2 separate regions of the Mus musculus genome follow, and region 1 is linked to region 2. Evidence: chromatin loops called from intact Hi-C (ENCODE). Cell type or tissue: heart. All regions are shown on one strand. Each heading gives the region's core, and the rest is flanking DNA. Links, peaks and the distances in the headings are about the cores only.

Region 1 (8,334 bases), core at 118-8,117, 480 kb before region 2:
TGCTTTTTAGCTGTGGACTGGCCCATGTGGCTCAGGCCTTAGATAAAACCAGAAATAATCGTCAGGTCGTAGTTTTCTAGTGAACTGTTGCATGGGGTTGAAATGTGGCTGTATGTAGGCTTCTTGTTTTCCTGCTTGTAGAATGATGATAATTGTACTGCCTCCAGGACTGTGGTAGCTGCAAGGTGATGTGTGTGTTGGCTGCCTTCTTAGAGCTAGGGCATAATAATTTGTGATCCAGCACCGATCAGCTTGATGATAAAAGCACGTTGGCAGTTATCTCATAAAGTGTGGTGCTTATGTGACATTTTGGTCATGGCAAGGAAAGCCGCACAGCATCGTGAATGGCGTTTACAGTAGAGTAGAAGCACCCGCTTTCCAAAGTGATCATGCGGGGGTCCAGGGTTCTTAAAGGGAAACTTAGAATCTCTTCTCATTTCGCCTCTTTGCTCATTACACAGTCTCGTACTGTGCAGATTGCTGCAGGTCTTCTCACCAAATGAGTTTTGTATCTCTAAGTTAATTTTCTGCCAGAATCACTTGAGGCTGATGACCGGTGTTTGCGTAGCCATTAAGCACACTGCCAGGATATGTCCACTCCTTTCCACCGCTCCCATTAAACAGCTGTCACAGATTTGCAGATCTGCCCCCTTGCTCTGCATTAATTGTAGGGAATCATAGGGTACAGTGTAAGCTGACCTGTGGAGGAGTTGGTCAGGTTGTCGTCAGTGCTCGGAAGGGAAATGCAAATCTGTCATCTGGTGGATCAGATTTATTAGAGCTTCATAGTTACATAACTAGAAAAGATAGGGAAGGAATTGAATTGTTCGAATGCTGGGCCTTGGTGAACCTTTCCTTGCTTCATTCCAGAACTTGCAGCCAGTAATATTTAACAGTTCTGAGCAGCACATATTGGAGGAGTCTCGGGTTAGAAGCTCTCATTAAAGTTGTATATAGCACCCTGCTGAGCTTTACAATTGGTTTTGAAATGAAAATCTGTTAGATTAGAGCAAATATTATCCTAGCTGTGGTGATAAGTAATGTGGAAAAGATTAATGGTTTGTCTGTGAAGCCAGTGAGCATTGAGCCTGCTGCTTCAGTGCCCTGTTTGAAAAGGTTGGGGTGAGAGAGGAATCAGAAGAAAGGAGGATGGTGATTCCACAGCCCCTTCCCCTTGATAACACCAAGGCAGCTTTAAGTTTCAGTTATTCCCACAAGGATAAGGTAGACCCTGGTAGGACCTGGCTCTGTCAGTGGAATTGAAAAGCTGTGCTTCTGTCCTGTCCGCGGATATACTTCCCTTCTTCTCCTCAGGTAGGTGGTGGTCTGTGATCTCTCTCAGGAACAGACACCTGAGGATCATGGGTAAACATGAGCAGCAGCAGAGGGAACGTCTCACTTCCTCACCCATGACACACACCACATTGGAGGTGATGGGGATGCCGGCACCACCTAAGATTTCACTCCACAGAGCTGCCAAGGGCGGCCCTTGATTCCTCCGTCCAGTTACAAGCACTCTGTTCTCTGAGACCATCTGTTGAAGCAAGGAGAGTAGCGTCCACACTGTTGAGTGCAGTGTGCCCTGGCAGAGCAGGGTGGTTTTGGCATTTGGTGAGCCCTCAGCACCTGTACAGCATAGTGGACTTAGGACAGTGTCCCCACCTTCCTGACCTTGGCATTTGGAAGTTAAGTATCTCCTTAACAACACTAAATTAATTAATTAATTAATTAATTTATGTTAGATTTCTTAAAGTATGACATCCTGTAAGCTCTTATTCAAAGTTTTCTGTATCAGCAGCACCCTCCCCCCCCAGGATCTTGTTAGAGAAATGCAGGTCAGACCCGGTCACTGACCTGTGACATAAGTCAAGGAGAACCAGCATTTAGCCGAGACCATAGAATTACTGCAGGTCAGAGTTTGAGAAGCTCTGTGGTGAGCCACACTTGCTTTTTTGAAATAAGCATCAATGTATTTTTCTTTTTGTCCAAAGCAAACAAGAAGGCTGTTAAGAAAACAGAAGGAGAAGCTTCTGATTGTGAGTTTAGTGTCAGTGCAGCTCTGTGCTGCTCGGGACTGCGTCTCCTCCTTCATGGAGATGCTGCTTATAGATGCAGTTACTTCTCCCTACGCCTACAGCACACACAGGCCAGCTCTTTGCAGGCATTTAAGAAACAACAGCTACTATCTATTAAGTGTTTTATTGTGTTCCAGACACTATACTAAATTTATAAAGTAATTTACCTTACCTGATGGTGATGATAGTGATGGATGTCCATCTTTTCCTGTAAAGACTACCACCTACCTCATTGGAGACATCATCTGTCTTTGGCCTAGAGTTTACCAATAGGCTACACTGGATTTCGGGCAAACTTCAAGGGCCCTCCCCTCTCTGCTTCTGTAGTATTGGCCTTAAAAGTGTGGCAATCACAAACACGTACCACCACATCTAGCATTTTTTAATGTGGTTTCTGCGGATTGAACTCAGGTCTTCACTTTACCAATTGAGCTTTTCCTCAATTGAGCTTTCCCCCCCTCTCTTTTTTTTTTAAAAATGAGGAAGTAGACCCAGAGAACTTAAAGGAACTTTGTTAGTTCACTTAGCTCCTAAATCTTAATGAAATGCAGAGTGGTTTGTTTGAATGTAAAGACTAAGTAGCTTGCATTTCTTTCCCTCAGCCTGTTTCTACTGGCAAGCACAGAGTGCACACTTTTCATTGACTTGGACTGAGCAACTTTAGGACCGCTTGGTGCTTTGGTCCTATTGGACAAAGCATGTTTTGATAATAGGAGATGAGCGTTCTGGTGTAGCTCTGCCCCTGACTGTCTGGTGTCTCTTGCCCTTGGTTGCCCTGCAGATAGGTGTGTCTCCTTCCACAGAGTATGATTTGCAGGACATGTTATCTGTACCACCAAACACTCAGCATGAGTCTGTAAAGCAAGGAGGCTTTACAGATGAGACAGTCAGATGCTGAGCAGAGGTTGGGGGATTCTTCATTGTTTTTATTCAGAAAACTTGACTGGCGAGGGACCTGTGCTTGTGTGTGAGGCGTATTTTAAGGCAGACATCCCTCTCTTTGTTGGGAATAGTGGATCTGATTGACGCATCAGTCACTGTTGTCAGTTACAGTTTAGTACTTTAAAAAGTCATGAAAACAGAGGTACACGAAGTGACACATATGTTAATGAGCTTGATTTAGCCATAGCATAGTACCTATTTTAGAATAACATTGTGTATGATAAAATACGTAACTTTCTCAATTTAAAATATTCAGAAAAAAATTGAAAAGTTTTACAGTGTATACTAGGCAACAAGGAAGCACTTTGGCAAGAAAAAAAAATAACCAAAGAGTAAGATCTGTTTCATATACTTATAGGAAAAATGTCATTGCTTGTGAAAAATAAGAATTAGGTCAGGACAAAATATAGCTTCAGTGTTTTAAGTAAGTGGTAGCTGCACTTGCTCTCTGCCCAGGCTTTGGTCTCTAGTATGTGTTCTCACTAGTAAGCGTCTCCATCAATACAGCAAAAGAAAAACTTTTTAGAGTTTTCATGATATTCACCAGTTGAAGACATCGTTATAATAATATGCCTTTTCCAAAAATTCATTGCTCAACCTGGTAGTTCTGCTAAAGCGAATGTGTACCCAAAAGAATTGAACCCTAAGTAGGATACGTGACTAAGTATGTGTGTGTCACTTTTAGCTCGGGGCTTCTGGGCCTTATTTCTGAATTGCGTGGTATCTTCAGCAATAGGGACTTAACTTTCACCCCTGGCTGAGGGTAACCTAGGGCAATCAATAGCAGGGGGCCGTGTGCTAGACAGCTCTGGCCAACAACTCAAAAGAGGGCTTCTCATGGTTGGTCCTGGGAATTTTGGTAGGTGGTCTTGAACTTTTGGAGGGAGTGCTGTCAGCCTAGATGAGAAAAGTTCAATAAAATTATAAATATGTATTTGTACAATGAGTTATGGCACATTTTGTTTTCTATGGCAGTATTCATAGCGGATCAAACTCTGCTCACGTTTAGACTGTGCTGTGAGTGGACTGTCTTTGTTTTCTGTTCTCTCTAGAAGCCTTCAGAGAAGGTTTAGTTAATCACAGGGCACAATTTTTGTGACATTTTACTTGTGGTACCTAGCACAATAATTAAAATATATTGCTTGGCTATTGAAACAATATTTTTTTTATTACAGAGTTAAAACTGTCGTCTGGAAAGAAACTCTATTATTTAAAAATGAATATTATTTGGTAAATAACTTAAAATTTAAAAGAATAGCTTCAAATGGAAGGATATTGATACATTGCTTTGTGGATCAGTTTTCTGACCTTTTGTCCTCTTGGATCTGAAAGACCATTAATACAAAGTTGAACTTGTGGGAAAATGACAAGAATTTCCTCTTAAGTTCTTGTTTTTGGGCAGGCTTGCATTTACCTGTGTAGTTTTGTATGTTGTTACTTTTGATGGAACACAAATGTTGCAATTACTCTACAGTGTTTTTATTCAGTAGAGAAGTGTTACCTTTTCTCTGTGCAAGCTAGAGATGTTTGAGGGTAAGAATAACCCAGCGCGTAGGGGAGGGAGGTATCCAGTGTGACTGACCTAAGAGATTTTTGCTAAATTGCTTTCCTGAAGGTTGGATCTTACTGTGAAATGTGCACCCAGCCCTTTTGTAGCCCTTTGTATTTTTGTATTTCTTCCTGGGCCCAGAGGAACATCAAGGGAGTTTTTGTGAAGCCAGCAGAGGGCGCATATCTGATGCTCTTGTACTTGAAAACAGGACTGAGTGAATTTTTTTGAAGCAACTTGAAAACAGGACTGAGTGTATTTTTAAGGGTTCTTCATCAAAGCTCCTCCCTTCCCTCAACATTCTTTTTTTTTTTTTAAATTGTGATTTAAAAAAACCATTGTGAAATAAAATCAGATGAAAAAATGTTTTAAAGGATTTGTTGTCAAATCTGACAGTTGGTTTTCTCCCTAAGTTGGAGAACATCAATTTAGAGACAAGCATCTTACTGGGTAGCCCTGGCTAGCCTGGAATTTGTTATGTAAACCAGTCTTGACTTCAAACTCATAGATATCCACCTGCCTCTGCCTCCCTAGTGCTAAGATTAAAAATGTGCACTACCACTCCAGGTCTGTGATCTAGACATTTTTAAAGAAAGAGTGAAATTGAACAAAAATTGTGGCTTATTCAAGTGGTATTTATTTTATATTTATGACATTTAATTAAAGAAGGGTAACTGCTTTTAACCATTTTAAATTAAATTATAGTAATGACTGTGCTTTAGTTCATGTTATGAATTTGAAGTTCAAACGGTATAGGGAACAAAGTTACAATTCTGAATCTTATTCTCTTTTTAAATTTTTTTTCCCCTTTATGTGTTGTGTGTTGGCTCAGGTGTCATTTTAGGAGCTTTGACCTACTTCCCCTGAGACAAGATCTCTCTCTGGCCTGGGCCTCACTGTCTCTGTCTCCCAGTGCTGGGGTTACAGGGTGTGGCCTCCCAGCTGCCGTTCCCTGTGGATTTCTGGTTCTAGGATTGGACTCAGCATCCTGTGCTTGTGATGCCCATGGATCTTGTGCTGTTAAAGGGAACCAAGTGCAGTGGTGGGGCTTGTTACACTGTTCAAGCAGATCTGCCCTTAACCCCCACTGAGTCTTTCTTAACCTGTCTTCTCCAGAGCGGGGGAAGAGTTTCTGGCATAGAGAAATTTAACCCTCTTTTAACCTTATAAAAGCGTTAAAAAACCCCATTAATGCTTATTTCAACCCAGAAGTGCTTGCTTTCTGGGTGTCTTAGGGTTTTCGTTGTTGTGAAGAGATACCATGACCATAGCAATCCTTATAAAAGGGCAACATTAAATCAAGCTAGCTCACAGTTTCAGAAGTTTAGGCCATTGTCATCTGGTGGGATGCATGTCTGCATGCAGCAGACTCGGTGCTGGAGGAGCTGAGAGGTCGTCTACATGTTGACCCGAAGGCAGCCAGGAGGAGGCTCTGGATCACACTGGCCAGACTTGAGCGTAGATATTTGAGACCCCAAAACCCCGCCTCCACAGTGACACACTTTCTCTAACAAGGCTGCACTTCTCCACTAAGACCACACTTCTAATAGTGCCACTTCCCATGGGCCAAGCATATTCAGACCACAAACTGGGGGTGTTTCTATTTGACCAGCTGCTGCTGGCTACTTTGTGTTGCTAATGCTGGCTGTGTAATTGCTTTCTCAGTTAGTACACAGTGTACCTCTTTTTCAGCCTAAATCAAGCAAGGCCTTGTCTTCAGAACCTTGACTGAAAAGACGAGAGTGATGGCTGGGGGCAGGGCCGAGGAAGTGCCCCACATGCACCATGGGCAAACCTTATGTACTCATGTACTGAGGGTAAAGACTCGGCATGGGGAGATGGAAGGGGAGCTGCTTGGCGTGGGTTGACCCTGCTCCACTCATTCAGGGGTTTGTAACAGATTTTACAGGTCAAGACGAGTAGCAGATCACCGGTTAGAATTGATCTAGGTTTGAGAGGATTTTTTAGAGTGGAAACTGATGACAGTGATCCAAATAGTGGCCCACACTTTTGGGCTCACGTACATAAAGATCGTAAGACCAGCAAAATAAACCACTGGGGATTCTGGGAAGGAAAGGCTGAGAATAAGTAAAGGAAAGAACTCTGATCTCCGGAAGGAAAGTAGGGTATTGCTAGAGCAGAGTTAGTGAGCTTTCTGAGGGATCGGTTATTGCCTTCGGAATTGTTAGCTGAAGTGGAATAAGGATAAATGTCATTAGAAATGAGGCGAAGGCATCCGATGATGTCAGTGTCGGGGAGGTCATGTGCAGGGCGGACAGGAGGAGAGCAGCTCCCAGACGTGAGCTTGCTGGGAAGTGACAGAACGTCAGACGAGACCCTAATAAACTTTACCTGTTCTAGAATTGTCTTAGTAGAGAGGCTGTTTTCAAGGAAGCAGTTGATTTTCTTAGGGATTTTTAACTGTTCACAGTGGCTTGAGAGAACATGAAGCACTTGGGTGGTAAAAGCACTAGCATCAAGAAAGGCCCCACGGACACACGGCCCTCGGGGAGCACTGTGCTTGCTGTGGACACCTAGAGAAATGGTGACTGCTCACAACTGTACATGTCTCACGAGGGCACGGCCCACAAACGGATGAACCGTAAGAGTCTCAGAGGGAGACCATGCTAGAAAATTGTGAGTTCTACATGATACCTTTTTATTGGTTTCTAAAGTATGTTCCCTACAGGAATTATAGCCATTGTCAGCCTTAAAAAAAAAAAAAGTCACTTTACCTCCCTCTTTTAAAAAGGGCATAAAGCCAGAAATAGTGAGAAATTCTGTCTTTCTGTATTCATTCTTACAGGTTACTACTTTAAAAATTTATTTTGGTTTTCTTAGCCATTTGAGCACTTAGACCAAGAGTACATGTATGTTCTGAGAGTCTTGATTCAGACGGTCAAAAAATGGGTATTTGAATTTTTGTCATTGCTAAAGGTCACATTTTGCTTAGATGTAATCCAGTATATTCATGGATTATATAGATTAGAGTCAGTCCTAGGCATCCTTTTATGTGTGACAAACGGCGTTACAGTATTTGTGCCCCCCCCAAAAAACATTTTTTACTCAGGTTTAAAATTTCTGTTAAATATTCACATTTGATGGTTGCTTTCCATCTGATCAGTACAGTAGCATGGAGATTGAATTTGTTTGTCTCACATTAACCCTGGGGGTCATAAATACAGGCCAGCATTTCTTGGTTGTTTTTGAACACTGATGTGTAGGATTATGTGCATGCATTAAGATTCTTTTTCTTTGAATTACAGCGTGCAGCTGCAAGGCAGTAAGAACTAAAGTGCTGCAGCTCTGAAGGGCATCTCCAAATATGACATCTTCATTACGTTTGTTTACAGCCTCATTTTCAAAACAGATAATCACCATCTCTGCTTTTTTTTTTTGAACCTCTTTAACAAGGATTCCTTCCTTCTGCTGTTCTAATTCTGTTTATTCAGGCTTGGTTTCTAAGCAACCAAGATGATATATGGCTAGGCATGTGTATATATAGCATTTCAGTGATTGCATAGCTTGGCTTTGAAACCCCTAGTAATCATCTTTATAAAAGGGCAGGGCGATGTCCACATTGTTGTCAATATCTGTGCTTAGATAATGTTTTAGATACGTTTTAAGTTTACGTTGCTCCTAACTAGTAGGTGGTAGAATTATACAGGTTTGTTGTTGTTGTTTGTTTGTTTTTAGCAGTGTAAATGGTTCAAGGAAATAAACTGGTAATACAAGTCTATAAAAGACACAGGTTGTATCATCACAGAC
Region 2 (8,334 bases), core at 171-8,170:
CAGTCTTGTTCCCTAAGTCTAGGAAGACTGACACACGGAGGCCAAATAGTACTATGCATTCATTATACGTCTTCGTTTGCTCTGCCTAAGTTACGGCTTTAATCTTTTCATCTCCTTAAATGATCTGTATCAAAGAGATGATGGGTAAGGCCATGAAAGTGGGAGACATCGCCAAAGAAAGAAGAGCCCATGTGGAAAGGGCAGTGCTGAGGACAGAGTATTAAAGGAATAGTTTCTATTCGAGGAGCAGGGTGCACAATAGTTCACATTCCCTCCCGGCTTCCGAGCCCCCACCCCCTGTGAGGAAGAATCGCCGCAGATCCACCCTTCAGTGATGGAGTCAAGATCTACCTGGAGTCAGCTCCTTTTTAATCTCACCCTGCATTAAAAAAGAAGAGAACCTGGGGACAGAACAGCCAGGAAAGTCAGAACTAGCAATCACAGGTCCCTTCATGGATGCAAAGGGAAGGGCATGTGAAGGAAGGCAAGTATGTATGTGCACGTGTCCGGTGCATGAATGCCATTCAATGGGCAACTTCCCCTACTGTGTGCTCCAGGCTATCTGGCCTGCCAGCTTCCGGGCCATTCACCTGTCTCTACCTCCCATCTCACCACCGGAGTGTTGGGATTCAGGATGTGTGCGGCCAATCCACCTTATTTTTCCTTTTTTTTTTTTTTTTTTCAAACATGGGTTGCAGCTTGCATGGTTAGTGCTTTAAGCACCTTAGTTGTCTCCCTAGTTCCTAAAACAATGTTCTTCTAGTGAGCAGGGTGTGTGTTCTCCAGTCACTAACAATACTCAGTAGTAAGGAGATTTCAGCATGAATGACGGCAGTGGTGGGAGGAGGAGTGACAGGGACCGTAGGTCGGGATCAGACACAAGGACACCTGTCCTTGGTTCTAAGTACAGAGTTCCTCCTCTCACTCTTCCTCCACTTAGGGTAGTTTCCTTTGTGGGGAAAAGTGTTATTTTTAATTGAAGTCTAACAAGAACAGTAAGGCACACAAATACAACATGTGAGACGTTCACAGTGTACCCTAGTAAAAAGGAAAAAAATGGAACCTTGCAGTACCCCTCCCCCAAAGCCCCTTGGCTTTCAGTTACTGCCATTTCCTCTTCCCCATGATGACTGTTTCTCCTGACTTGAAATTTTGGTTCTTCAGAGAGCTTAGCATGGGGGGAGAGGTAGCTTATGTACTGGCAGAAAAGCTGTCCGTTGACTGCGATAGCGCAATCTATGAAACACATCCATTCATAATGAGGACATCTGTAAGTGGCTCTGAATTCCCTGGAGCTGAAAGTAGGGTGCACCATGACATAACTAAGCTGCTTAGCCCCGTAGAAAGGAAAGTCGCACTGTAACAGATGATTTGCAAAGCCATAGGGGCCACTGATGGACAGAGAGTCACGAGAGAACCGGGGGAACATGGACCATAAGGGGAAAGCCAATAGCCAGCCACCCAATGTCTCGCTCACTCTAATCTCTCAAAAGAAATCAGAGATAGGTGATGGAAGGACCAAGGGCCACTGATCCAAAACTTAAAAATGCTTACCCAATGGGCTGGAGAGATAGCTTAGTAGTTAAGAGCACTGGCTGCTCTTCCAGAGGTCCTGAGTTCAATTCCCAGCAACCACATGGCGGCTCACAACCATCTGTAAATGGGATCTGATGCCCTTTCTGATGTGCATGAAGACATCATACTCATATACATAAATAGATCTTTAAAAAAGAGAAAAGAGATGCTTACCGGATTTCAACCCTTGAACTTGTTTTCAGGTTGAGAATCTGCTGAGTGTCTGCCAGGAAGAAAGACTGCCCCTGGTATGACTTCCCGGGGCAGTGCTCATTTACCAGGGATCCCATTCAGTGTCCTGCTCTGGCTCCTACCCACCCGCAGTTGGTGCTTCCTGTTCCAACAACTCTAGGTGCTGCTAACCCACAGATTCGTGGAGAACATTGACAACTAGGGCTACCAGCCTCCAAGTGCAGTGCAGTGACTGAGCAGCCGCATCAGTATCACCTGGGAATGTTTGTTGTTTTTTTTTTTTAAATATTTATTTATTATATGTAAGTCACTGTAGCTGTCTTCAGACACTCCATAAGAGGGCGTCAGATCTCGTTACGGATGGTTGTGAACCACCATGTGGTTCCTGGGATTTGAACTCCAGACCTTCGGAAGAGCAGTCAGGTGCTCTGACCCACTGAGCCGTCTCACCAGCCCCACCACTTGGGAACTTGATAGACATGCTTATCATAAGGCTGTGGTGGTCAGGGTTGGACAAGCTTGAGAACCTATGGCTGGGAACCCATGTGGAAGAGCCTGGTGTGTAGCTAGCACATGTCATCTGTCACCCTGATACTGAGCATGGCTGGAGAGAGGTGGATCCCAGGGGCTCCGTGGCCAGCAGTCTAGCTCAAATGGTCAAGTCCAGATTCAGCTATAGACTGTTTTTGAAAAACAAAACAAAACAAAAATGAGCTGGGCGTGGTGGTGCATGCCTTTAATCCCAGCACTTGGGAGGCAGAGGCAGGCAGATTTCTGAGTTTGAGGTCAGCCTGGTCTACAAAGTGAGTTCCAGGACATCCAGAGCTATACAGAGAAACCCTGTCTTGAAAACCAAACCAAACCAAACAAAACAAAACAAAACTGAAGGTGTAGCAATGGAAGAAGATAACCCAATGTCTGCCTCTGACCTCCACACATTCTTTTTTTTCTCCCCCTCCCTGCCACACACACACACATACACACATACACACACACACACATCACAGCAACTACTTATTCAAATATTCATTTTAGAACCCTCTGCTGGCCTATTCCATCAATGGGGTCTAGACACCGGTGTTTCAATAAACCCCAAGTGATTCTGACACATGTCCAATTCTTCAGATCCACAAATGTCCATCTGATGCTAGAAACTGCCACTGATAGACCCACATAGGGTGGTTAGTATTGATTTCAAACCTAGTTTACTCCTATTGATATTTTTGCTCGCTACCATCCTGTCCGTTCTTCTTCTGAAGATCATAATTTTTCTCAACACTGCGACCGTGTTGTATCCCCAGCCTTGTTCTACACAGACATTTAATATGATTTTGTGCCCCCAATCATGCTCTGAACACTCCATTAAATCTTTATATTGTTACATGACACGATGCCGAAAACATTAACTCACCTCCTTGCATGTCTTGTTAACTCACGGCCCATATCCATTCAAGCAGCTAGACCATGGGCCCCGCAGTGCCAGGCAGGAACCTTGAAGCTTTGGCCTGGGAGGGGGGTCAGGAAGGACAGCCCTGAAGATCAACGGGTCCCTAGGTAGAGACTTTCTATTCCTGTAGCTAACCGAGAAAAGGGAGAAATCACAGCCCTGAGATGTAGGCCGTCTGTCGATCTGGAGGGGCAGAGGCTTGCTTGTCTTTGGCTTCTGGACACAGCTTGAGGAAGTTAGCAGTACACTTGGGGAGTTAGGGCTGGGAGGGGTGTGCCTAGGAGACTATAGTTTTAAAATACAAAATGAACATTAGCCAAAAAAGAAAAGAAAAAGAACACTGCTTCAGAGTGAACAGTGGGCAGTGGATGAGAAAGCGCTGACTTTCATGACTGTTTTCTACCTAACCTGTTTCAGCTTTGTTTGTTTGTTTTGTTTTGTTTTGTCTAGACAGGGTTTCTCTGTGTAGCCCTGGCTGTCCTGGAACTCACTCTGTAGACCAGGCTGGCCTCAAACTCAGAAATCCACCTGCCTCTGCCTCCCAATTGCTGGGATTAAAGGCGTTCGCCACCACCGCCCGGCTTCCCTTTTTTTTTTTCCTACTGTAAAAAAGTAATGCAAGCAACAAGCCACATTTAATTTAGAAATTAAAACCACTGAATATTTTCTAGGATGTAGAAAGCCACAGCATTAGCCAAATAAATAAAGCATTTGAAAGCCTTTAAACTCTTAAAGACTATTGTAAATCTAATGTGCTTTAAAATACACACACACACATATATATATGTATATTTTTTAGAATTATGTTTACCCTGTGTGTGTATGTGTGTTTGTGAGTATAGAGCCCAGAAAAAGATGCCAAATCTAAAAAGGTTGATGTGAGCCACCCAACATGGGTGCTGGAAACTCAACTCAGCCACTGCTCTTAGCCCTGTCTTCAGCCATAATGTGTATTTTGATGACATTTATGAGGTACCTATTTTATTACAGCTCTAAAAGTCCTGGGTATTAGCATTTTAAAAATATTCTGGGGCTGGAGAGATGGCTCAGTGGGTAAGAGCACTGACTGCTCTTCCAAAGGTCATGAGTTCAAATCCCAGCAACCACATGGTGGCTCACAACCATCCATAATGAGATCTGATGCCCTCTTCTGGGATGTCTGAAAACAGCTACAGTGTACTTACATATAGTAAATAAATAAATCCTTTTAAAAAATATTCTGTAATATGCTAACATCAGTAGGTCTCATTTGGGGGGTGCGGTTTGAGAAAGGATTTATCTATGTAGCCCTTGGCTGTCCTGGAACTTGCTCTGTAGACCATGCTGACCTCCATCTGCCTGCCTCTTCTCCCTGCTCCCTGTCCCCCGTCCCCAACCCCCGAGCACCGGGATTGGAGGACATGCACCCCCACCACCTGGACAGTAGGCCTCAGATTTATGCACTTGCTGTAATTTCTCTTAACTATTGACTGGATTGAGCTGAGTCATCACCATTGAAGAGAAGCCTGCTTAAGCACAGCTAACTGTCACTAGCTGGCTATTCTGTGTCGTCCGGGTTACTGTTTCCTTGGTGTTACTGCTCAACTGTCCGTTACTAACGTGTTCCATTAGTTGCCTCGAAATTCTAAGTATGCAATTTAGCAAAACACTACATAAAACACTGTATAGAAGGGCTCCCGAAGACAAATGGCTCAGGTATGTAGCTGCTGATCAGAGGTGGAAAATCCCCGCTGTCCGTTGCCGGAAACTATCGAAGTGAAGACTCTGCCCATTCATTCCCTTGGAAACGCTATCAGGACCCATTCCTCTTTGAAGAAACTAGAATCAGAAATCTTAAGAAAGACCAGTGGTTTCAGCGGAGCAGTACTGACCCCTAGGGGTCATTCTGGAAATGTGTGGGGGCCCGTTTTCAGTTGGTTTGACAAGTGGTATTTAGTGGAGGAGGATGTTGGTTGGTGTGATGTCATTCAAGTTGGCATTTAGTCTAGGCTCCGCCCACAGTTACCTGGCAACAGCCAGGTGTGCCTGACTCACACCCCCTCCTCTCTTGCTCCCTTCCCCTTCCCCTCTCTTCTCATTCCCCTTCCCCCTCTCTCCACGTGCTCATGGCCAGCCTCATGACTCCTCAGTTTGGAGTTTCACATAGTTTATTTTCCTCTGAAGAGAACAGTGTAGAAAAGGAGGTGGCCGGAGATTAAGTTTACAGGAGAGAAGTTGACAAGCATAACCTCAGTAGGCTATGAGTTATGTTAGTGATCTTGCTGGATACAGTGGCCTCGGGATGAGAGCATTTCACCTGCATTTCAACTCCCACTTAAAGAAACAAAACCTCATTTCAGCATGTCACCACACAAAGTCAGAGCCCCCCCCCCACTGGGAAATGGTAAATAAGTAACATCACATAAAACTGTTGGTCTTCCAGAACGTAAGGAGATCAATTTGGCTGCAGAGCCTTGGAAAACACTTTCAGCCCTTAGACAAGTGAGGAATCCCAGGTTACTTCCTTTCAATGGCCGTTTTTAGTGGACACACAGCACTGACTGGCCTTAGCCATCTTTGATCATATATGTGTCAAGTGACGGGATGAACAAGCTGTAGGTATCAGGACTTCTTGCAGGCCAACTCTGCAGTGCATGCCCTTGGGCCTTCCCATGCTTCTAACAGCATCTTGAGAACAAAGGTCCCTCCACAACCAAGTTGTCAAGGTCTGTGTACTATGCTATGGGACAACTCTGGGGTCCTTCGAAATTCCTCTGACTAGGCCCACTCCCCAAAATGGTACTTGGAAATGAGCTCCTACAAGGCAAATTACTTAGGTGGAGCCTCCTGGAATGGGATGCATGTTGCAGTAAACTTCTGCCCCGAGAAGGCACAGTACCTGTCCACAAGGCAAAGTGCCTGTCCACAAGTCAAGAGGACCCTTGCCAGACACTGCAAAGGCTGCTGCTTCATAAGAAGTTGCAGCCTGCCGGGCGGTATTGGCGCACACCTTTAATCCCAGCACTCAAGAGGCAGAGGCAGGCTGATTTCTGAGTTCGAGGCCAGCCTGGTCTACAAAGTGAGTTCCAGGACAGCCAGGGCTATACAGAGAAACCCTGTCTTGAAAAACCAAAAAAAAAAAAAGAAGAAGAAGAAGTCGTAGCCTCCTGCAGTGTGAAAAGGAAATGTTCACACGTCTATAGCCTCCTGCAACCTCCAGGCGACTGTACCAGTAGAGGACTGTCTCCCCTGAGCAGCAGCAAGGTCCCCAACCCCCAGCCTGTTCTTCCCACCGCTACTTGCCAGGTAAGTGTATTTGCAAGTGCACTGTCCCAACTCCTGCCAAGGCCTGGCCACATACATGCTTTTCAATGCATACAGAAGCACACTTAAGGAATAAGGATTATGTCCTGGCAAGACTCACCTAGCAAGTACTTCCCACCCCTAGAAATATGGTTCACATTGTTAAATTGGGTAGGTCCAGTATTAGAATCCCATTTGGTGATTCCAGCATTGGACATTTGAAACTGGCCCTCCTAGATTCCTGTGACCCACCTTTTGATATCTGGTCTTTCTCCTGAATGTACTTCATTCCCCCAAATCTTTTGATTTGACATTTTCTTTCCCATGCTTTTTCAACCATAGAAGCTACCTGGCTTAGTCTGTACAGACTCATGTGTATCCCTGGTTCAGCGCAAACTTCTTTTGAATCCTTTCAGGCCTCAAGACCAGCCTTTTACACAAAGGGACTTGCTGCCCAGACCTTTATGTACTAAACAGTGTTAGCTTTATTTCAGCCTATGATGTGTTTAAACTGCTCACATAGATCACCAAGTGCCCATAGCTGTGTAGCGCTTGGCATTGCCCACGCCCGTCTTCCACTGCAGCAGGCAGGAAACTTCGCTGCAGTCTGACCTCAAATTGGGTTTTGTCCTCCAGTTGTTGAGTCTTCAAATCACCTCTGAGAATCCATTAATCCTGTCAGCAGGGAAGACCACAGAGCTAATGCCCGACATCTGACTCAGCACTGAACATAACATGCTACGTGATTACAAGCATCATGAAGACCATGGGGTGGGGAAGACTCCCTCCAATGTGGGGCTCACTCACAGGTGTCCCCTAGAGCAGCCTTGTACTATTGACCTCTGTGCTTCTTTCTCTGTGGTATTCAAGCCCAAGTGTGAGCAGAGAGCATAGGCCAGACTCCCGGCAGGTTCCTCAGTAGGGCAGGAGGTACCATGAGGCATAGGCATAACCCAGCTACTAGAAACACTGACCGCCCAAGCCTTCAGACCAATCAGGTGGCTTTGTCTGTCGTAACCACAGTACTCATTATTTACATAAAGGATGCTACAGCATGGCCCATTGTCTAATCCCTTCCTCCTCCGTATTCCCAGAAAAGTAAAGTTAGTCCTTGAATTCTGAAAGTACTTTATACATACAAAAAAAAAGAAAAAAGAAAAAAAGAAAATTAGTATTTCTATCTGTGTCCTTGTCAGCATGATTCCGAATTGCTCTCAGGAGTACCTTCTCTTTTGTAAGATAAACACTATGCTGTTTGAAGTACACACAAAAAAATCTCATTTCTGTTCACTGCTCTGTACTTCCCATTATGGAAAGTTATTTCTGAGGAACTGAAACCCCAGAAGGTAACAGACCCCAAAAAGAAACATTTGAAACAAAATTCTAAATGATGAATCAGAAACAGACTTGAGCAGTCTTTAAGAGACAGGCAGTAGCAACTGTGATCTCTAAAGGGAGCTGTTCTAATTATTATCTTAAATGTAAAGTCACACAACTTTGTCAAGGTCATAAGATAAATTGCTACTTGAAAATTAGGTTGGCAAAACAGAGGGGAGATTTTTAAAAACCCACTGAATCAGGACAATGAAAAGGGTTTCAGGAGGATTTGAACTGGAGCAGAGAGACCCATCAGTCCCCAACGCTTCTGGTCGCCGCAGCATCTTGAATCACGCTGTTTCTTTTCCACGCCGCTTTGTTCCCGCTGTCCCCCATACCTCAAAGGCACATTCTCCCGAAACTAAATAATCGTTGCTATTTTGTTAGGATTCAGAATCTCAATCCAGTAGCCGTCAGGGTCTTGAATGAACGCCAGTCCTTTCATTTTCCCTGTATAATGA

Evidence for each region. Hi-C counts contacts between places; a loop is a spot of excess contacts. Peaks named below come from ENCODE experiments on the same cell type or tissue, not always from the same donor. Only the 100,000 strongest peaks of a DNase experiment are listed, where the experiment ranks them.
Region 1: a loop joins it to region 2, with 2.6 times the contacts of the local background. A loop is called at or near these places in 2 of 42 quality-filtered maps.

Annotation. Positions count from the first base shown.
Region 1 is chr17:30,110,220-30,118,553 of GRCm38, forward strand. The region is part of intron 2 of Zfand3 (zinc finger, AN1-type domain 3); the gene reads left to right. Among named protein-coding and RNA genes, the nearest start is that of Zfand3, 110 kb to the left of the region's middle. In heart, for the core only: a CTCF peak has its summit at 4,741 (motif pointing right); no DNase peak of the experiment used is centred there.
Region 2 is chr17:30,585,904-30,594,237 of GRCm38, forward strand. It overlaps Glo1 (glyoxalase 1), which reads right to left. Exons shown (of 6, transcript NM_025374.3): 6 at 6,958-8,323. The coding sequence ends at 8,235. Among named protein-coding and RNA genes, the nearest start is that of Btbd9, 14 kb to the left of the region's middle. In heart, for the core only: a CTCF peak has its summit at 5,089; a DNase peak (open chromatin) is centred at 5,108.